Regions from separate parts of the Homo sapiens genome. Here region 1 is linked to region 2. A link is a loop called in an ENCODE intact Hi-C map of the cell type or tissue named here. Cell type or tissue: psoas muscle. All regions are shown on one strand. Each heading gives the region's core, and the rest is flanking DNA. Links, peaks and the distances in the headings are about the cores only.

Region 1 (10,295 bases), core at 690-8,689, 110 kb before region 2:
TTCTTTGAAATTGAGATAGTAACAATATCCATACCACAAATTTGATACTAGGTTTAACTTAAATTCTGTTGTGAATGTTTCTAGCTCAGTGTCTGGCATCTCATAGCAGCTCTAGTAAAGAAATGTTTATGTTAAGTGTTTGGTAAACCGTAAAATATTAGGCAAAATAAAACTATATTTCTGTATATTTTGAATGTTCTGAAGTCACTTCTTATTATTTACAGCAATTATTTCTGTAGGGCCTAGCTCACAGGAAAATTTACAAATTTTCCAGTCATCTTTATTTATTTATTTATTTATTTATTTATTTATTTATTATTTTTTTTTTTTTTTGAGATGGAGTTTCGCTCTTGTTGCCCAGACTGGAGTGCAATGGCGTGATCTCTGCTCACTGCAACCTTTGCCTCCTGGGTTCAAGCAATTCTCCTGCCTCAGCCTCCCAAGTAGCTGGGATTACAGGCATGCATGCACCACCACGCCTGGCTAATTTTGTATTTTTAGTAGAGACAGGGTTTCTCCATGTTGATCAGGCTGGTCTCTAACTCCCAACCTCAGGTGATCCACCTACCTCCCAAAGTGCTGGGATTACAGGTGTGAGCCACTGCGCCTGGCCTCAGTCATCTTTCTTTAAGTGGAAAAGAAAGGACTTTTTAGTCATTATTTCTGTGTTTTAGACTAGCAAGATATGGAACACCAGATTACACCAATCTAGGCTTATATTTATGTCATTTTTCTGCTGATATCTTTTTGATATCAATTTGGAAATATGAGAGTATATTATATGGATGTGACTTAAAATATGAAAAGAGCAAATGATGCTTTTAGTATTATGTGTAAATACAAGTACCACTTCTCTCTTTTTCCCACAATCCTCTAGGCAGGATGTAGCCAATCAAATGTGCACCAAGACCAAGGAGGAGTGTGAGAAGCACTATATGAAGCATTTCATCAATAACCCTCTGTTTGCATCTACCCTGCTGAACCTGAAACAAGCAGAGGAAGCAAAAACTGCTGACACAGCCATTCCATTTCACTGTAAGTGCCTCCCTATCTTGATAAGATATACTTAGCTCATCCTTGGGCCCTGTTTCAGTAGCAGATAAAGAGTGATTTGATGACTTGGACAGCTAATGATATCACGGAAGATAGGAGGAGTTAGTATGGCAGCTATTGAGAGTCAGGATCGACCCAGCATGGTGGCTTGTGCCTGTAATCCCAGCACCTTGGGAGGCTGAGGCGGGTAAATCACTTGAGGCCAGGAGTTCAAGACCAGCCTGGCCAACATGGCGAAACCCTGTCTCAACTAAAAGTATAAAGATTAGCTGGACGTGGTGGCAGACACCTGTAATCCCAGCTACTGGGGAGGCCAAGGCAGGAGAATCACTTGAACCGGGTAGGCGGAGATTGCAGTGAGCCAAGATCACATCACTGCACTCCAACCTGGGTGACAGAGTGAGACTTCATCTCTTAAAAAAAAAAAAAAAAAGAGTCAGGATTATAATGTGGCAAAGAAGGAACATACTCTAAGGGTCAGAGTTCTATACAGGACATCAAGGTGCTTGAAGCCAATGTGTAGTTCCACCTACCTTGAGTCCTTTGAACATATCAGTTAACTTAGTGCTTTCCTTTGTAAAATAAGATGTCAAAAAGGGAAAACCTTTTCTATGCTATTATGAGTGCAAGTTTTTTTTCAATCCCTTTGGAGAGCTTATGATTATACATATGAGTTGCTTAGAGAATACAGTATTTGACTCATTATTATTAATTGCCTTGGTGTCAAGCCCAAGAATCAGTTTGTTATTTTTGTTCGCTTGGTTGTGTCAGTGATGGCGAACTTTTTAATCTCATGTGCGTGTGGGACCAGTGGGTCTCTTAATAAAATATAACCAAAAACATGATGAATTATAAATGACCATCTTTCCTGAATGACTCTCAGGGTACAAGTAATGAGATATGAATGTTTTCACTTCCCTTTTCTCTTTCCTCATACTCTCTAGAAACAGTTTTATAGCTGACTAACTTAAAGGCTGGTAATACCTCCTTTTTTTTTTTTTTTGGAGACAGAGTCTCGCTGTGTCTCCCAGGCTGGAGTGCAGTGGCACAACCTCGGCTTACTGCAACCTCCACCTCCAGGGTTCAAACGATTCTCGTGCCTCAGCCTCCTGAGTAGCTGGTACCACAGGTGCATGCCACCACACCTGGCTAATTTTTTGTATTTTTAGTAGAGAAAAGGTTTTGCTGTGTTGGCGAGGCTGGTCTCGAACTCCTGACCTTATGATCTGCCCGCCTCGGCCTCCCAAAGTGTTGGGATTACAGGTGTGAGCCACCGTGCCTGGTTGATACCTCCTATTTGGATAGCACTTTGGTGTTAGCACTTTGTTCTCAAATCCATTAGACCATTTGTTTCCTAACAGCAACCCAGTGAGATAGGCAGAGCAAGTGCTTTTGTTTTACATTCGAGAAGACCGATGCAGACAGGTTAGTTTGTGCAGGGTCATGGGACTAGTGTGTGTTGGAGCTAGGACTTAATTTCAGCTAACTTCCAATTCCAGTGTTTGTTTTTTTCCCGTCTTTTTTTTTTTTTTTTTTTTTTGCCTCTCAGTTGGATGAGTTTTGTAAATTGAAGTTCATCCTAAGGGATAAGGGAGCCGAAGCCAACGGTAAATATTTAGGTTCTGTAATATTAAAGGAAAAAAGTCATGATTTCCTTTCATTTTAGGAAAGCAGAAATCAGAAGAAATTTCCCCATATTTACTTAAAGGATTGCCTGAGTCTTGGTTTTTCTTTTTAAAAAACCTGTTTTCATAATACTTTATCTTTTTCACATTTCCTTTTATAAAAACCATTTTAAATTTTATTTATTCTTGGACTATTATGTCATTTTTTTCATGCCAATATTGTATTAGTTAACTCAGAAACCTTCTAAATTCTTCCAGCTACAGATGACCCTCCCCGACCTACCTTTGACTCCTTGCTTTCTCGGGACATGGCCGGGTACATGCCAGCTCGAGCAGATTTCATTGAGGTAGGATAAATGTGTTTTTAGCACAAAGTAGGAAAAATTCATTTTTGTTTCTCATGAGCCTTCTGTCTCACCCATAGATTCCATACCACTAAAAGGAGATTTTTCAAGGCACTATAATTTGTAGGACCTTTAGGCAGCCACATTTTCTTAGGTTTGAGTGCCTTTTCTCATTTGTAAACATTTTCACATATGGAACAGTAAAAATTCTTTAAACAAACAACCTATTTCTGGCCAGGCTCAGTGGCTTACACCTGTAATCCCAGCACTTTGGGAGCTGAGAATGGAGGATCGCTTGAGTCCAGGTGTTCGAGACTAGCCTGGGCAACGTAGTGAGACCCTGTCTCTACAAAAAATAAAAAATTAGCTGGGTGTGGTGGTGCATGCCTGTAGTCCCAACTACTTGGCAGGCTGATATGGGAGGATCACTTGAGCCTGGGAGGTTAAGGCTGTAGCGAGTGGTGATCATTCCACTAAACTGCACCCTAGACAACAGAGTAAGACCCTGTCTCCAAAAAACAAAAAAACCCCAGCAAACCCACCTCTTAAGTTGCATCAGTGCTGGCTTCCACTTCCTTAGGTATGAAATTCCTATAGTCTGGTTCTTTTTTTTTTTTTTTGAGACAGAGTTTTTGCTCTTGTTGCCCAGGCTGGAGTGCAATGGCATGGTCTTGGCCCATTGCAACCTCCACTTCCTGGGTTCAAGCGATTCTCCTGTCTCAGCCTCCCAAGTAGCTGAGACTACAGGTTCCTGCCACCATGCCTGGCTAATTTTTGTATTTTTAGTAGAGATAGGGTTTCACCATGTTGGCCAGGCTGGTCTCAAACTCCTGACCTCAGGCAATCCACCAGCCTCGGCCTCCCAAAGTGCTAGGATTACAGGCGTGAGCCACTGCACCTGGCTTGTAGTCTGGTTCTTATTGTACATCTAGGGGCTTTCAAGATTGTACTGTATCAGGGGTTGACAAACTTATTCTATTAAAGGCCAGATAGTAAATATTTTAGGTTTAGTATGCTATAAAGTTTCTATTGTAACTATACTTTGTCATTATTGTGCTAAAGCAGCATGGGATAATATAAGAATAAATGAATACGCCTGTGTTCCAGTAAAACTTTATGTACAAAAACAGACAGTAGGCTGAATAGTAGTTTACTGATTCCTGTACTATATCCACAAGTATATAAAGAATGATGAATGTGTATAAAAACTATATGTTCCTTGCTCAGCTATGGAATTAAAAGACATGTGAATGTAGCCACAAGTCTCTTGATTTATCATCTAATTCACAACTTGAAAGATAGTTTGGCCAAATGCGGTAGCTTACACCTGTAAATCCCAGCACTTTGGGAGGCTGAGGCAGGCGGATTGCTTGAGCTCAGGAGTTTGAGACCAGCCTGGGCAACATGGCAAAACGCTGTTTCTTCAACAACAACAACAAAAAAAACCCGAAACCAAAAATTAACTTGAGTGTGATGGCACATGCCTGTAGACCCAGCTGCTTGAGAGGCTGAGGCAAGAGGATCACTTGAGCCTGGGGGTTCGAGGCTGCAGTGAGCCAAGATCACACCACTGCACTCCAGCCTGAGTGACAGAGTAAGACCCTGTTTCCAAAAAAAAAAAAAAAAGAATGAATTGACTTTATTTATTTATTTCAGAGACAGGCTCTTGCTCTGTTTCCCAGGCAGTCTTGAACTCCTGGTCTCAAGTGATTTTTCCACCTAAATCTCCTGAGTAGCTGGGATTATAGGTGCATGCTACTGTGCCCAGCTCAGACTAATTTTAGTTTTTAGAGCAGTATGTTTAGCTTCATTCCTAAACTCATAACTATTCCAATTTTTTGTTGTCACTACTGCTTGTAAGCCTCTTAGATTTTTCCCATGACTTCCTATTACCTGTGCCAGTATTGTGGCCTTTTGCCATATTTAGACTTTTTAAACAACTGTTTGCTTGTGTTTTTTCTGTTTACTTCTAAAGCATGGCTGCTGTAAAGACACTAATCAAAGCCGATGGGTTTGGGGTGGGGATTTTTTTGTTCCCCTAAACAGGAATTTGACAATTATGCAGAATGGGACTTGAGAGACATTGATTTTGTTGAAGATGACTCGGACATTTTACATGGTAACAGTTTATTTTGTCAAATGTTTATCGAGCGCCAACTGTGTGATGACACTGTCTTGGGTGCTAGGAATTGAAGGATGAATAGAACATGTCCCCTGCCCTTATAGAATTCAGAAATCTAGTGGTTAAGTTGCTGAACTTACTGTGTTGTTGGATTTTGACCACAGTGAATAAGACTTGTGATGAGGGTAAAAATATTGATTATATAATAGTAGTAGGAAATATCTGTTGGACTGTGTGATTTTACTTTTATCTGAGGTAAATCTACACTAAGGTAATTGGTTAAATGGCCCTCACTTGCATTCTTAGAAGGAAGGGAATCAGTTTGAATTCTTGGGACTTCACTAGCAACTGCTATCACTAAATGTTCACTATATTTTGTTACCCGGAATTTCCCCTAGCAAGGAAAAAGAATGGAAATTCCTCAAGAGTTTTTAGGCCCAAATGGGGAATTTCTTGTTTCTCAGGACTGTTGAATTTTCAACACTGCTGGATTCTTTTTTATGTTTGTTTTTGAGACGGAGTCTCACTCTGTTACACAGGCTGGAGTGCAGTGGCGCGATCTTGGCTCACTGCAACCTCTGTCTCCCAGGTTCAAGGGATTCTCCTGCCTCAGCCTCCCAAGTAGCTGGGATTACAGGTGTTTGCCACCATGCCCAGCTAATTTTTGTTTTTTTATTAGAGATGGGGTTTCGCCATGTTGGCCAGGCTGGTCTGCAACTCCTAACCTCAAGTGATCTGCCCGCCTCAGCTTCCCAAAGTGCTGGGATTACAGGCGTGAACCACCACGCCTGCCCCAGCATTGCTGAATTCTAATCTTTGATTAGCCCTCTAAGGGTTTATGTTAACTCTTTTCCTAAAACTTATGTGGTGAATGCCAAAGAGCTGTTAAGAGTAGATAGTTAGACTTTGAGTCCCTTTTTTCCTTCTTTCCATTTTCAGTGAACTACATACTAATATATACTAATACTACATAATAATACCCAATACTTTTTTTTTAATTTTAGTTCAGAATTGAATATGATACAGTAGATCAGTAATTCTCTATTGGAATCTGTATTTCCCAAAGAGCATCTTCATGATTTCTGTTAAATTTACATCCCAGGCAGGAAAGACAAGTAGAGTATACTTGTTAAATTATAAATCAAGTTTTCATATTGCATGGACTGGTACACTGTCCCTAGAAGGGGAACTTGATTCTTTTCTCTCCATAGAAGAGCTGCCTGGATATTTGTTATACCAGATCTAAGATAAAGAAATAGTCTTCCTAAAAATTTTACCTTAAGAAATTTTTCTCTACACATTTCTTGAGCGGTGGGTTTTTTTTTGGGGGGGTTTTTTTTTTTTTTTTGGCAACATTTTATTCCTCCTTTTCTCCCACACAACTTTAAGGAAAGTCAAAGTGACGCAGATTGAACTAAAAGAGGAAAGCTTGAAAGCAAACTACTTTAGCATTAACTAAATCCATTGTATTTGTTCAGTCTTCCGTGTCAGTCTCGTCAATCCCAGTGACTCATGTTATCTTTTCTCACCTCTTGTGGTGTTCCCTTTGAAGGTAGTATGCAGACTGCCATTCATAGACACCAGCTTTAATTGAAATGGTATTGTTTTCTGGCTTGTATCTTTCTTATAGAATGCCAGACTACTCTGCACAAAAGGGGCAGCTTCATAAATATCATTCTTTTAGATTCTGCTCAAAAATACCAAATTTTTGGCTGGGCATGGTGGGTCACACCTATAATCCTAGCACTTTGGGAGGCCGAGGCTGGCTGATCACTTGAGGCCGAGAGTTCAAGACCAGCCTGGGCAACACAGTGAGACCCTGTCTCTAAAAAAAAAAACCTTTAAAACAAATTTTTAAAATATTATTATTGTTTTTCCTCCTCCTCCTCCCTGCTTTTTATTTTTACCTATATATTTATTTTTTACAGAATTTTAAAGTCAACATCTATAATGTTAATAATGGCTTGACTTGGTGAATCACTTCTCTAGAGCCTAATCCAAGGTCTTCATTCATACTTCTCAACATTATTAAGAAAACTATAGTAATGGTCGGTGTTTAATTTCATTCTTCATTCTTCATGGGAGTAGGACTTGCAGTTCCTTCTGGTTCACTTGGGGTCCTTTTTGTAATTAAGTGGGGATAAAAAGAAACAGAAGCAACTGATTGATCAGCAATTTATAGTTCAGTTAGCTTTTCAAACCCATAACATACTTTAGGTATTTGTACTCTCCCTGAAGTTTCTATAGCCCTGTAAATTATTGATTTTCATTTGAGCTATAACTGGAACTTATGTTATTAATCTTTATACATAGTTAGCTTTAACACAACATAAATAATAATTCTTTCCCTCTGCCCCATAGTAAACTGTAAGATGTTTAGATGAGTGCTTTTATTTTTTATTTTTTTTGTGACAGACTCTCACCTTGTTAGCCAGGCGGGAGCGCAGTAGCGTGATCTTGGCTCACTGCAACTTCTGCCTCCCAGGCTCAAGCGATTCTCGTGCCTCAGCCTCTGGCATAGCTGGGATTAGCGCCACCATGCCCAGCTAATTTTTATATTTTTAGTAGAGAGAGGGTTTTGCCATGTTTGCAAGGCTGGTCTCAAACTCTTGGCCTCAACTGATCTGCCCACCTCTGCCTCCCAAAGTGCTGGGATTACAGGGGTTAGCCACCGCGTCCGGCCCTAAATGAATGCTTTTAAAAAGATGATAACACTTCAGATTTGGGTATGGTTGGCTCACACCTGTAATCCTAACACTTTGGGAGGCCAAAGTGGGAGGATTTCTTGAGCCCAGGAATTCAAGGTCAGCCTAGACAACAAAGTGAGACCCCCCACCTCTAAAAAATAAAAAAGATGATAACAGTTTAAAGAAGCTTGTCAGCACTACAGACCAAAGGAATGACTTGCTCATGCCACAGAGAGGTATTTTGTTTACAGCTCTGAGTCTTTACAGCAGCTCCTGTGGCAGCATGACCATGTCCAGGAGCATATTGTCCCTGAGCTGTCACTCGCAGAACACTCAGTGAAGTGCACTAGGAGCCCATGGAAAGTCAGGAAGGAATGAAAAGGGGCTTTATAAGCACACCTGGAACAGTTAGAGGGGCACAGATTTTGTAGAAATCAGGACACTGATTCAGCCTCTGGCTTGCTTCTGAGTCATGGTATAATCATGAGTAAGTGCTTGGAATCTTGCTTGCTGTTTCTTTATGTCCTCTGCCATTAAAGAAGAGGTGACACTGATTAGTCAGAGTGTAAATGTCTCTAATGAAACATGGTACATAATTCAGATTTGTGTTGTTACCATTCCATTATACCATTATGCTCTTAATATTACTGAGCATTAACAACATTATTTTTATGGTTCCTCATTTAGAACTACTGGAAGGTTGCAGACTGTTTGGCTGGGTTTTGTATTTAGAACCTATCCAGAATATTGGCTGATGCCACCAAGACCTTTTCCTCACCCACACAAAGATTTTTGCCTTGAATCATGGAATTTGTTTAATAAATTTGGTTTGCATGGTTCATTATAGAGACCTGGGACACAATGGAGGGATAATTGTATTGCAGCCATACCAGAAGGCTTTCAGAATGTATTTCAAATGTATACTGCAAGTGAAGCAGTATCCAAGGAAAAATAAGGAAGTTCCGTGATCCCTAATTGGTACTTACTCATATTTTATTGAAATAAGCAGAAATGTTTGGTTCAGAAAGAGAGAGAGAGAAGACTCATATCTTAGAACTGTCTTGTCTCATGTATGTTGTGAGATCTCAATGCACATGCTTAGTGTAGTTCCTTCTTGCTGCCATCTCTTTCCCCATCTCCTTTCATTTGTAAAAATTCTTCCTAAATTTTTAGAGTACTCTTTCCCTGAGTTTCTCAGGATCCTAAAGTCCTGGTTGTAATGTCTTCCAAGTCATTGTTGCCCCATAACCCAGGCAAGCAAGAGATATGATGAGCTCCTCCTATGTGTTGGGTCTGTGTTTCCAGTACTTCTCAGGGTTGCACCTTAGTACAGTTCACAATTTCTTCTCCCTCTGTTCTGGAAAGGTAATTTTAGAAAGTTTTCTCTCCTAGGCTTGGATCTGTGGACCCCTTCACCTTTCACTGTATTTTTCAAATTGTATTTCTTTGGCACATATTATTAGCCTTTAAATCCTTTAACAATTAGTAGAGCAGAGGTCCAGCCTGGTCTCTGTATATTCACCTACTGGCAGTTCCTTTCACTTATAGTGATTTCACTGTTTTTTTTTTTTATTTTTTTTGAGACGGAGTCTCGCTCTATCGCCTAGGCTGGAGTGCAGTGGCGCGATCTTGGCTCGCTGCAAGCTCCGCCTCCTGGGTTCACGCCATTCTCCTGCCTCAGCCTCCCGAGTAGCTGGGACTACAGGCACCCGCCACCATGCCTGGCTAATTTTTTGTATTTTTTAGTAGAGACGGGGTTTCACCATGTTAGCCAGGATAGTCTCGATCTCCTGACCTCATGGTCCACCCGCCTCAGCCTCCCAAAGTGCTGGGATTACAGGCGTGAGCCACCGTGCCCGGCCTGATTTCACTGTTTTATACATAGGATATTTTAGACATGAATACTATCAGTAATAATTGCTAATACATATAGCATTTACTATTAGTTACCATTCTAAGCTCTTCATATATATTAAGTCATTTAATCCTCAAAACCTTATGAGTTGCATATTATTATTATCCTCATTTTTGTGGATGAGGACATTGAAGCATAGAAAGGTTAGATAACTTGCCTGAGATCATACAGCCAGCAAGAGGTAGAGTCATCCCCAAGTCTGTGTTCTTAATACTGTACAATACTTAGCTGTCTTTACAATCTTGATTTTTTTTTTTTTTTTTTGAGACAGGGTCACGCCCTGTTGCCCATGCTGGAGTGCAGTGGCACAATCATGGCTCACTGCAGCCTCAACCTCCTGGGCTCAAACTATCCTCCCACCTCAGCTACCTGAGTAGCTGGGACTCCAGGCGTGCACCATCACACCTGGCTAATTTTTAAAATTTTTTTGTAGAGACAGGGTCTCACTATGTTGCTCAGGCTCAACCTTGAATGTTTGTTGCTGTTTCATTTTTGTGAGGTTTCACATTTGTTATCTTCTATAGCTTCAACACATTCCTGAGGAATAGA
Region 2 (10,295 bases), core at 892-8,891:
AAGCAATCCACCCACCTTGGCCTCCCAAAGTGCTGGTACTACAGGTGTGAGCCACCGTGCCCGGATGAGTACCCAATTTCAAACTCAAATCAAATTCCATCCTCAAGACTTCCTGCTATTAATACAGAACACTTTCCATTATGCAGATTATCAATTTAAATACAGTTTACATTTACTGTGCTCAGAAGTCCATTTCAATATTATTTGATGATATATATCTAATAACTAGTTATTACATAACTAGATAGTTATAGTTAACTCTTTCCACAACACTCAACTCTTAGGTCTTTTTCCCCACCTTCCCCTTCTCTTCTCTTCAATGTAATGCCTAGTAGAGACAGATTCTCTACAATAAAATATGATCAGTTTCTTCAAGAGAAGAAACTGCAATAAATGTTCTTTCTCCCTATCATGTAAAGTAGTGTAAGGTTTATTCTTATTTAAGTTTAATTTTCTATTTCAATCCAATGCCATGTTAAAAACTTACATTAATGGAATTATAAGAAACAAAGGCTAAAATGTACCAATACTTTCTCAGGAGACAAGTGTTTGACGAAACAAAACAAAAGGGGAAAACCCTCTAGTCTTAGGATACTATTGCTTTAAACTTGGTATCAGCCAGGTATTTCTTTGGTCTAACCCTGAAAAAGTACAAATTACACACATCCCCACACTTTCAAAATATGCCAAAGAATTATTTATTAACACAAGACTTACAGATCACAAAAGAGAGTGATACAGAAGAGCTGGAAAAGAAGTCATCAGAATAAGCATGCAGATCAGTATTTGCAGAGGAATATACTAAAGTAAATTTGAAGGCACATTCACACAGAAAATGTCTAAATTGAAAAAAAGACATCAGAAAAGCAGCCAAAAAAAAAAAAAGGTGCTAATTAAAATACAAAGATTTTCAATGTCAAAGAAGAGCTACTTTACAGATAGGTAGGTAGGTAGCTACAGAAGTCTTGCTAACCCTTTGAAAATGTCACAGATGAGGGTCAGCTCTTGCTGCCAATAAAACCATATGATTTTAATGACTGCACGTCAAGATGCTTCAGTGCCGCAGATTAAATTTAGTCAGGGGGAAAAAACAGCCTAGTTGAAATTATATGCAGCAAGGCCTCAAAGGGTTAAATGTAATAATACGCAGAGAAATCAGGCAATGTTATCAGTATTATCTACCTTCCATACAAATGATTATAGCAAGAGTTAAAAGAGACAGTATCCCCTTCAGAGTTAAGTTAGGGCTTCTAAACAGGATTAAGGTCCGCAGATAGCAATCTACCAGGTTTTATTCTCTCTTCATCAGCTCACTTCTTATTTCTCCAACAAGAAGTACCTTTAACCCTCAAACTAAGAGAGCAAGAGATACTGTGGTGAACATGAGGATAAAATAAAACTACATTACTTTGAATAAGTCCTTGCCATTTACCCTCTACAATACATTGATGCAGCAATTTTGCACAACAGCAATATAGCGCATTGGTCAGACATCAACCCCTTTTAACAACCGCTCTAAAGGGATACTGCTCCTTTCTGACAGGAGGTTTACAGATCAATGGGAGGAAACAATCTGCTTTTAAGAATATCCTCCAACTGAAGAGTTAGCTTGAACATTACAGGCTCCAAGCTGAGGATGTTCCAAACATACATAAAAGAACATGAGCACAGAAGATTATTTTAACAGGTCAGTAAGAACAAGCTTGGTCAAAAAAACCAACCTCCAAATAAAATGGGGGAAAAAAAAAGACACCCCAAACCCGGATTAGCCTCATTTCATAAAGACATCTACCTTGGCACTGTGAAAGAATATAGATTCACTTTCAGAAAAATAGTTTCTAATTAATAACTTCAGAGTCCAAAAGGCTAGTATACATGTTATGAGATTTTTAAATAAAAATCCAATATTGTTCAGAAAACAGAGCACTTTGCAACCAACTGCTGTGGTTCAAGCAGCTCATAAAAAAAAAAAACCAACAAAACAAAACCCACAATCACTCTATCAAACAAACAGCAGCAAAAAAATAAGAAAATTTCTGAGGAAAAGTACAAAAAAAAAAAAAAAGACAGAAAGTAGACAGTCAAGGGCACAGGAGCTCTTCAGACCGCCCACTGCATTTGAAAAATACCTTAGCAAGTAGCAACATGAAACATGCAATGTCTCTGCTAACTTGCTCCTGATTCAGCAGCCTGTTTAGCAATACCTACAACATTTCCATAACCAAAGGATGGATGCAATTTTGTTTTCCGACTTGCCAATTTGACATATGCAAAAGCTATAGGACTTTACAATTTCTGCCTGAATCTGTAAACTTGGAAGTGTCTCACGTGTCCCCCCTAGTTAGACAAAACCAAATCCTTCATATGCATAATACATTTTCTAGAATAATACAGTGATACTGAGATATTTCTCATTATTAAAAGGCCACAAAATAGGTTTATCTTTCTATATACATATCAAAAAACAAAACAAAAGAAAAACCAGGACACTTGGGAATCTAGTTTTTATGACAGAAGTTGAACTAGAGAGTAAATTGCTACATGTAAATCTACACAGAATTTAAAGAGGGCTCCCTAATAAGATGTTTTCAAACATTTTATCAGAAAGTTAGCAGTTACCCTATCCTAGCATCTACAGATTTGTTACAACTTAATATTTCCAGTAATAGAGTTAACACTGAAAACAGCTCCTGGATTCCACTGACAACACACACCCTCCTCTTTGCCAGGCCCTGACATACAGAACATTCATATATAAACTCTTTCCCTCTTCTTCTCTTAAAAGGATGTGGCAAACTGCACTACAAGTGGTTAGAAATTTTTACTTTCTTGACCTAACAAGAGTTAATTTCTGTAAATCAAACAGAATACTATACTGGCAGTTGCTGTGTATACCCAAGAGAAGAAAAAAGGAGAGGGAAACACTGATTTTACTCACAGAAATGAAGGAACACTGCCGGCACTGCAAAGGTCTTTATCAAATTTCTGGCAATGTGAGGTTCACTTAGCAGTGACTTTTTATGTGCCTCTAACACCAAGCTGGTGCTAGATTTCAAAAATAAAAATATCTTAGCTACCCAATCTAAGTTCCACAGTAGCCATAGTATCCATATCAAGTATCCATAGAATCAAATTTAACACTGCTTTAAGGAGACTGGCAATAAAGAGGTTGATTATTAGAGATTCATAAAGCTAAAGGGCCAGAGCCTTACTCATGTAAATCAACACCCGCAGAATCATCTTTGAAATCTACAACACCATCACCAGAGCAATCTCACCAATTCCTCACCTGCAGCAGGAGGATGCTGGCCACTAACTGTTGGTAAATCCAAAGAGCTATCAGACATGACATGCTTAAGATCTCCTCCCACATCAGCCAATTTCATGTCAAACTGAACAGAGAGTGCATCTTCAGAGTCCTCCTTGCCAACACTGCTGCCACCAATGGAAGGGAGATCTAAGGACTTCACTGATGCAGAGTCTTCTTTGGTGTGTCTGAAAGCCACTGCTTTCTCTCCCAGGGATTTGTCCGAGTTTATGGAAGAAAATTTACTGGAGTGGAAGTCAGCAAAATCATCATCACTTTTTCCTGAAGGAGTGTTATCTTTCAGGTCTTCAACACCTAGTCCAGACCCTTCCAGAGAAAGTTGTCTGAAGACATCGTACTTGGTAGACGCAGCAGTCGAGTTTTGTCCACCCTTCACTGTGCTGCCCACGTTGCTGGTTAGAGGAACAGGACTGGCTTCCTCTTTAAGGGCATCATATTTGTCATCCGGCTTTTGCTCAGATGAAATAGAGCTATTACTGAAAGCCATAAAATCTGCAAAGTCATCCTGCTCCCCAACAGGTGCTAGACCAGAATATTCCCCAAAAAGGCTGAATTCTCCAAAATCATCAGCCAAACTAGAAGTTTTTGTTGCTGCCAATGCTGTCATAGTAGCAGCAGAACCTGTTGACTGTGGTGTAGAAACTGATTTTGATGTGCTAAACACAGCTGAAAAAGACAATGGTTTCTCGCTGCTGCAATTAACTGAGGAAAACATATCTAGGTCTGCTAAGTTCAGAGGGTTTTTCACTTGTGTTTGTTGTTTCTGTTGTATAGTTCCTGAGGGGAAGGATGGTGGAAAAGTTTTGTCTTTTGTTGGTGGCTCTAGTGGTGATACACTATCGGCTGTTTTAAAATCGGTGAAACCATCATCAGTTCCTGCAGATCTGAATTCTGCAAAGCTTTCTCCTGAAAGAAAAAATACCACCAAACAAATGGGAATGCTGAACTGAAAACCATATAATACACAGTATATTAAACTGCAAGCATAATTTTACTGACTTTTCTCCACTGACTTGACATTACTTAATAATGTTTACATACTTTAAACCCTATCGAACTACACATTTATTTCCACACTGAAGTCTAGTGATACTGAAATAAATAGAAATCGAACTGAAAGTACCTGACGGTACCATTTTCATTTGCTCATGCTTTTAGTGTGGGATCTCTCTTAGCTCTAGATCCTACAACTGGCTAAAAGTACTCCTCTCAAGACTTTTTGTTCCCACAGCTAGCCAGCCAAGCAGACAATACAATAAGAAATAGGGCTAGAGGTTCTTGAAGAGAGGCATATTAAAACAGTGGCCCTTTAAAGATAAACATGTTACCCATTAAAAAAATCAGAGGTACCAATAAAGTATTATGAAAAATCCTACATCTAATATTCAGGATGTACAACACTTGGTTTAGCCAGGCACTTTAAGAATAACATTAGATACTATGTGGTCTTGCTCAAGTAAATGAAGGCATTAATTTGAAGGGAACTTTGATGAAAATTTTTGAAAAGGTATCTATTTATTTGCAAAGCATTCTAGGTGGGGCACATTGTAAAGCAGCTCCTCCCTATAGTCTCTAATAAGCTGAATCTCACAGAAAAAAAGTCCTTGAGCACTTGAGCTTTTCTAGAAATCAGCTGTCTCACTGTATCAATGAGCACTTATTTTTATTTATTAAAATTCAAAAGGATTTGAATAAATACCAACTCTATTATATAAAGTTTTAGAGGGTATGACTTAGACTTTAGTTTACATTATGCTACTCTGAGGATGGGGTAACTGACGGAATTGTTTATTTATTTATTTATTTTTTAAATAAAATTTCTTTTGCCCATGACACAGCTCTCAAGAGATCCTGAGAAACATGTGTCTCAGATTTGTTTATTTTTATATTCTGGTTAAATAGAGTGGGTACTTATGTACTTCTCATAAATAATTAAACAGACTCAGTTAAGACATTGATAAAAATTTAGGCCTATGATTCTTTTTTTTTTGAGACAGAGTTTCATTATTGTCGCCCAGGCTGGAGTACAATGGTGTGATCTCAGTTCACTGCAACCTCCACCTCCCAGGTTCAAGCGATTCTCCTGCCTCAGCCTCCCAAGTAGCTGGGATTACAGGCACCTGCCACCACGCCCGGCTAATTTTTGTATTTTTAGTAGAGACGGGGTTTCACCACGTCACGTAGGCTGGTTTTGAACTCCTGACCTCGGCTGATCCACCTGCCTCGGCCTCCCAAAGTGCTGGGATTACAGGCGTGAGCTACAGCACCCGGCCCAAGGCCTGTGATTCTTAAAAGGTTTCTATATTCTTTATTATCATAGTAATGTTATCATCACTCAGGTACAGCATCAGGATACAGATGATCTCAGTTTTCTAATAGCATCTGAAGGTCTACCATAAAATCCACTAGGCTATACCAGGTAATAAAAACCAGAGATAAACCAAATGTAAATATAGTTATGCCAAGGCCGAACACAGTGGCTCACACCTGTAATCCCAGCACTTTGGAAGACCAAGGAGGGTGTATCACTTGAGGCCAGGAGGAGTTCAAGACAAGCCTGGCCAACATGGAGAAATCCCATCTCTACTTAAAATACAGAAAAATTAGCTGGGCATGGAGGCACATGCCTGTAATCCCAGCTACTCGGGAGGCTGAGGCACAAGAATTGTTTGAACCTGGGAGGCGGAGCTTGCAGTGAGCCAAGATCCCACCGCTGCACTCCAGCCTGGGGGACAGAGAGAGATTCTGTCTCAAAAATAAAAATAAAAAAACAAATAAATATAGCTATACCAACCAACATCATTTATTATTTTAAAAAATGACTGCCATTTCTGGAGATTAAAATTAAGTAAATTAAAATATAAGCTTTAATTTCCTCACCCATTTTTAAAAATTACATTTTCCCCTAAAAATGACATATAAGAGCATATCAATAATAAAAATGTATTGAGAACCAAAATCCAATTCTTAAATTGGCATATAAAATAATGCAGGCTTAAAATATACTGTGCTTGGGCCAGGCACGGTGGCTCACGACTGTAATCCCTGCACTTTGGAAGGCCAAGGCGGGTGGGTCACCTGAGGTCTGGAGTTTGAGACCAGCCTGGCCAACATAGTGAAACCCCATCTCTACTAAAAATACAAAAAATTAGCTGGGTGTGGTGGCAGGTGCCTGTAATCCTAGCTACTTGGGAGGCTGAGGCAGGAGAATCGCTTGAACCCTGGAGACAGAGGTTGCAGTGAGCCGAGATTGTGCCATTGCACTCCAGCCTGGGCAACAAGAGCAAAACTCCGTATCAAAATAAATAAATAAATAAAATAAAAATAAAAATAAATTTAAAAAATAAAATATACTGTGCTTGTAACAAGATATGTACTTGGATATAGCAGATGAAAAAAAAAAAGCACCAAAAACAATACAAGCTAATTTTTCCTCCTAACCTGAGATAGTTAACCAATTCACCAGCATAATTCATCAACACCAAGGAATTCATCTAATAAGAGAGGAACAGCATTCAGATTTCCTGTAATTTATATTTGTAAGACATACCACTAGTAAAACTCAAGTCAATTTCACAAACTGACAGAAGATGTAAAACTTTTAAAAATCACCCTAGAATTTTAGATTAGTAGTATCACTGATTATACTTGTATTATTTCTGAAAATGTAGAGGTGATAAGCGGCCATTTTTATCACAGCCTAAATTTTTAATGTGTTGCTTTGAAATATCTGTGAAATTGACAAGTATTGCTTTGTTTGTTTGTTTGTTTTAATCACCACAGCAAACTACACTTACTGATGAATTGTAAACTTTTCCATTGGAAATGTAAGCTGGGTGAAAGGGCTAAAAGGAAATAAAAGCGGGTGAGTTTACAAAGGGAATTTGTTGGCAAATAAATTAGTCACAGTCAATGGAAGCTTGTCTATCAGAAGGCATATTAAGCATATTATTTCATGGTTAGATTTTTGGTTAATGTCTACATACTTGTAAGTTTCCCTCTCCGTCACTTTTTAGACTCCAAAAAATCTCAAAAGGGACCACTTTTTTGCTAAAATTTCAATAAAAATGTGTCATTTCTTTATACAGAACATTTCCTCATTTACTTTAATTTATGGCTTAAACTCTGGAGATGGAAAAAAGGAAACATTATTAAACTCTGTCATTCAGTAACCTAAGAAACCCACAGCTCTGAACAACACAATACTATAAGATTCTTCATAAATTCTAAGATACTAACGTACTTTGACGAAGTCAAGCCAATGTATTTTTTGAGTATAAAAAATATATCACACCATTTAGGAAAATAAAATCTATTCTCCTAAAATGAACAAAGTTGGCAACTCTACTTGGAAAACCTTAGAATTAAAGTTAAGATAGGAATGAAAGCAAGTAAATGAAAATAACAACAATCTGGAACTTTGTTTAAAAAGTACTGAAATGTGGCTGGCCATGGTGGCTCACACTTGTAATCCCAGCATTTTGGGAGGCTGAGCTGGAAAGATTGCTTGAGGCCAGGAGTTCAAGACTAGCCTGGGCAACACAGCAAGACCCCACTGTGGTGATGCACATCTACAGTACCAGCCACTTGGGACGGAGGCTGAGGCTGCTTGAGTCCAGGAGTTGGAAGCTGCTGTGAGCTATGACTGCGCCACTGCACTCCAGGCTGGATGACAGAGCAATACACTGTCTCTCAGAAAAAAAAAAAGGTATTGAAAAGGCAGGACTAAGGTACTGCTTACATTTTGGTGACACCACTGTCTTTTCCTATTGTCTATTACGGGAATACACATTATGGTCATTAATACCATATTACACAAGAATCCTCATGTTAAACCATGTGCTCTTTACTCCAAACTTATCTTGGCCCAAGTGTTGATGAAAGCATTGCTAGGTGTAAATAAAAACCTAACAAGTCAAAAGATCCCCTCAGGTTTATCTCTGTTACTCCCACTGTGTATCTGATACAGGCACTGAGGAAGAAATGGCTATTACATTCTAAAAGCTTGGATAAAACACAAGAAAATATTTCTAGAACCTAACAGTTATATGGGGCTGAATATTCTTATAAGAGGTGGGCTTTCCTTCTTTAAAGATGATTAAGCAATACAGTTTCTACCATACCTACCTACCTTCTCTCCCCTACCCCTAGCAGAAGAGTAGAAATAAAAGATTGCTGAAGGATGTCCCAAGTTTGAGCATTCAATACGTAAAGATAGAATGTGGTATTGTTCCCAGAAGGAAATTCTCATTAGAGTATACACATTTCATAGCATGCATAGTTAAGCTTTGCAGAACATAATTTGACCTATGGGTTATCTAAACCCTACCCATCATGTTTACAGTAGGATTTAACCACAAACATAACTTTCAGTTTTTACATATATGACTCCCAAATGATCATTTTATATTCCCTTGTACTCTAAGTCTTACTATCGGAGATGGTAACCACATGGGCACATAAATCCCTCTCTCTTCATCTTTCTCATTAAATTATAGCCAATCTTGAAAATCTTGTAAAGTGGTGATTGAGTTTAACACAAGCAAAGTATAGTAACTGATCACTCATTCTTACTGGATTAGTGCGCAGATGATTGAACACTGGCGTCTTGACGTCTGTATCCTTGAACATACTAAGTGAGCATTGTTTGGTTACTGCTTCTGTTTGAAATGATCCTGTGTCTTGGTTGTGGCCCGAGCTTTGAACTGCTACTTGCCATTCCCTTTCCTTCACAGAGCTCTCACCATTCTAACATGAAGGATTTGGTAAAATACGAGTTCGGTTGAGTCCTGCTTACTCCCACTTGGTCATCTTTGTAGGAATCCAATGTTTCATTGGTTTGTTTTTAAATTATTTTTAGCTGATGTTCATGAAGAAAAGTGAGTACCTATAACCATGCTACTAATGAAGGAAAATCCTAGCTAAGAAGGTATATTTCTGTATGAGAGCTGTGTCCTACCATCCTTTGGGCTCTCTGCTGGAAGAGTAGAATCAAATCTTATATAATGCCTTTTTAATTGTACGCTCTAGTATTATAGATGTAAGACAGTACTGTAATACACCTCTGTGAATGTATCTTGTACCTGCTTTGTGATATGTAGCAGTGACTATGCCTTAATCAAGTCATTTTTAATAATGTTATTCTAGAATATTTTCTTTCTAGATCATGAGTGAAAGGCTAAAAAAAACCAAATAATAATGGTACCAAGTACCGCAACAACAATAGAAAAAAAAATCTTGAAAAGAAAAAGACTGGCCAAGTGTGGTGGCTCACGCCTGTAATCCCAGCACTGTGGGAGGCCGAGGCGGGCAGATCACCTGAGGTCAGGAGTTTCAGACCAGCCTGGCCAACATGGTGAAACCCCGTTTCTACTAAAAATATGAAAATTAGTCAGGCATGGTGGCAGGTACCTGTAACACCAGCTACTTGAGAGTCTGAGAAAGAAGAATCGCTTGAACCCAAGAGGTGGAGGTTGCAGTGAGCCAAGATCATGCCATTGCACTCTAGCCTGGTTGACAAAAATAAAACTCTGTTTCAAAAAAAAAAGACTAGTTGCTGCCTTTACAGTCCGCAGATTGCTGTACTGCTAATACTTCAAGCAGTGTAGTTTGAGTATTAGCAGTACATTGTTGAGCAGTGTAATAAATCAGAGTAACCATGGCTCTCATTTGACAAGGGAATTTAACTTGTCATGCAAGCTTCCCGTGAAAGGGAATGTCCTATCTTCAGAGGAAACTACACTGATTTGGAATTTGCCCTGAATTTTATTTTATTTTTACTGTGACCAGGCTGGGGTACAGTGGCACAATCATGGCTCATTGCAGCCTCGACCTCCCAGGCTCAAGCAATCCTCCCACCTCAGCCTCTGGAATAGCTGGGGCCACAGGTGTGCACCACCATATCTGGCTTATTTTTTATTTATTTATTTTCATTTTTTGTAGAGACAAGGTCTCACTATGTTGCCCA

What was found. A loop is a pair of places that touch in the nucleus more often than their neighbours do. Peaks named below come from ENCODE experiments on the same cell type or tissue, not always from the same donor. Only the 100,000 strongest peaks of a DNase experiment are listed, where the experiment ranks them.
Region 1: it touches region 2 in a loop (1.9-fold over the local background); 2 of 110 quality-filtered maps call a loop at or near these places.

The regions. Positions count from the first base shown.
Region 1 is chr17:37,439,628-37,449,922 of GRCh38, forward strand. It overlaps TADA2A (transcriptional adaptor 2A), which reads left to right. Exons shown (of 16, transcript NM_001166105.3): 6 at 878-1,035; 7 at 2,937-3,025; 8 at 5,069-5,141. Among named protein-coding and RNA genes, the nearest start is that of TADA2A, 38 kb to the left of the region's middle. In psoas muscle, for the core only: no CTCF peak of the experiment used is centred there; no DNase peak of the experiment used is centred there; H3K27ac peaks cover 958 bases.
Region 2 is chr17:37,549,826-37,560,120 of GRCh38, forward strand. It overlaps SYNRG (synergin gamma), which reads right to left. Exons shown (of 22, transcript NM_007247.6): 14 at 3,290-4,234. Among named protein-coding and RNA genes, the nearest start is that of SYNRG, 54 kb to the right of the region's middle. In psoas muscle, for the core only: no CTCF peak of the experiment used is centred there; no DNase peak of the experiment used is centred there; H3K27ac peaks cover 891 bases.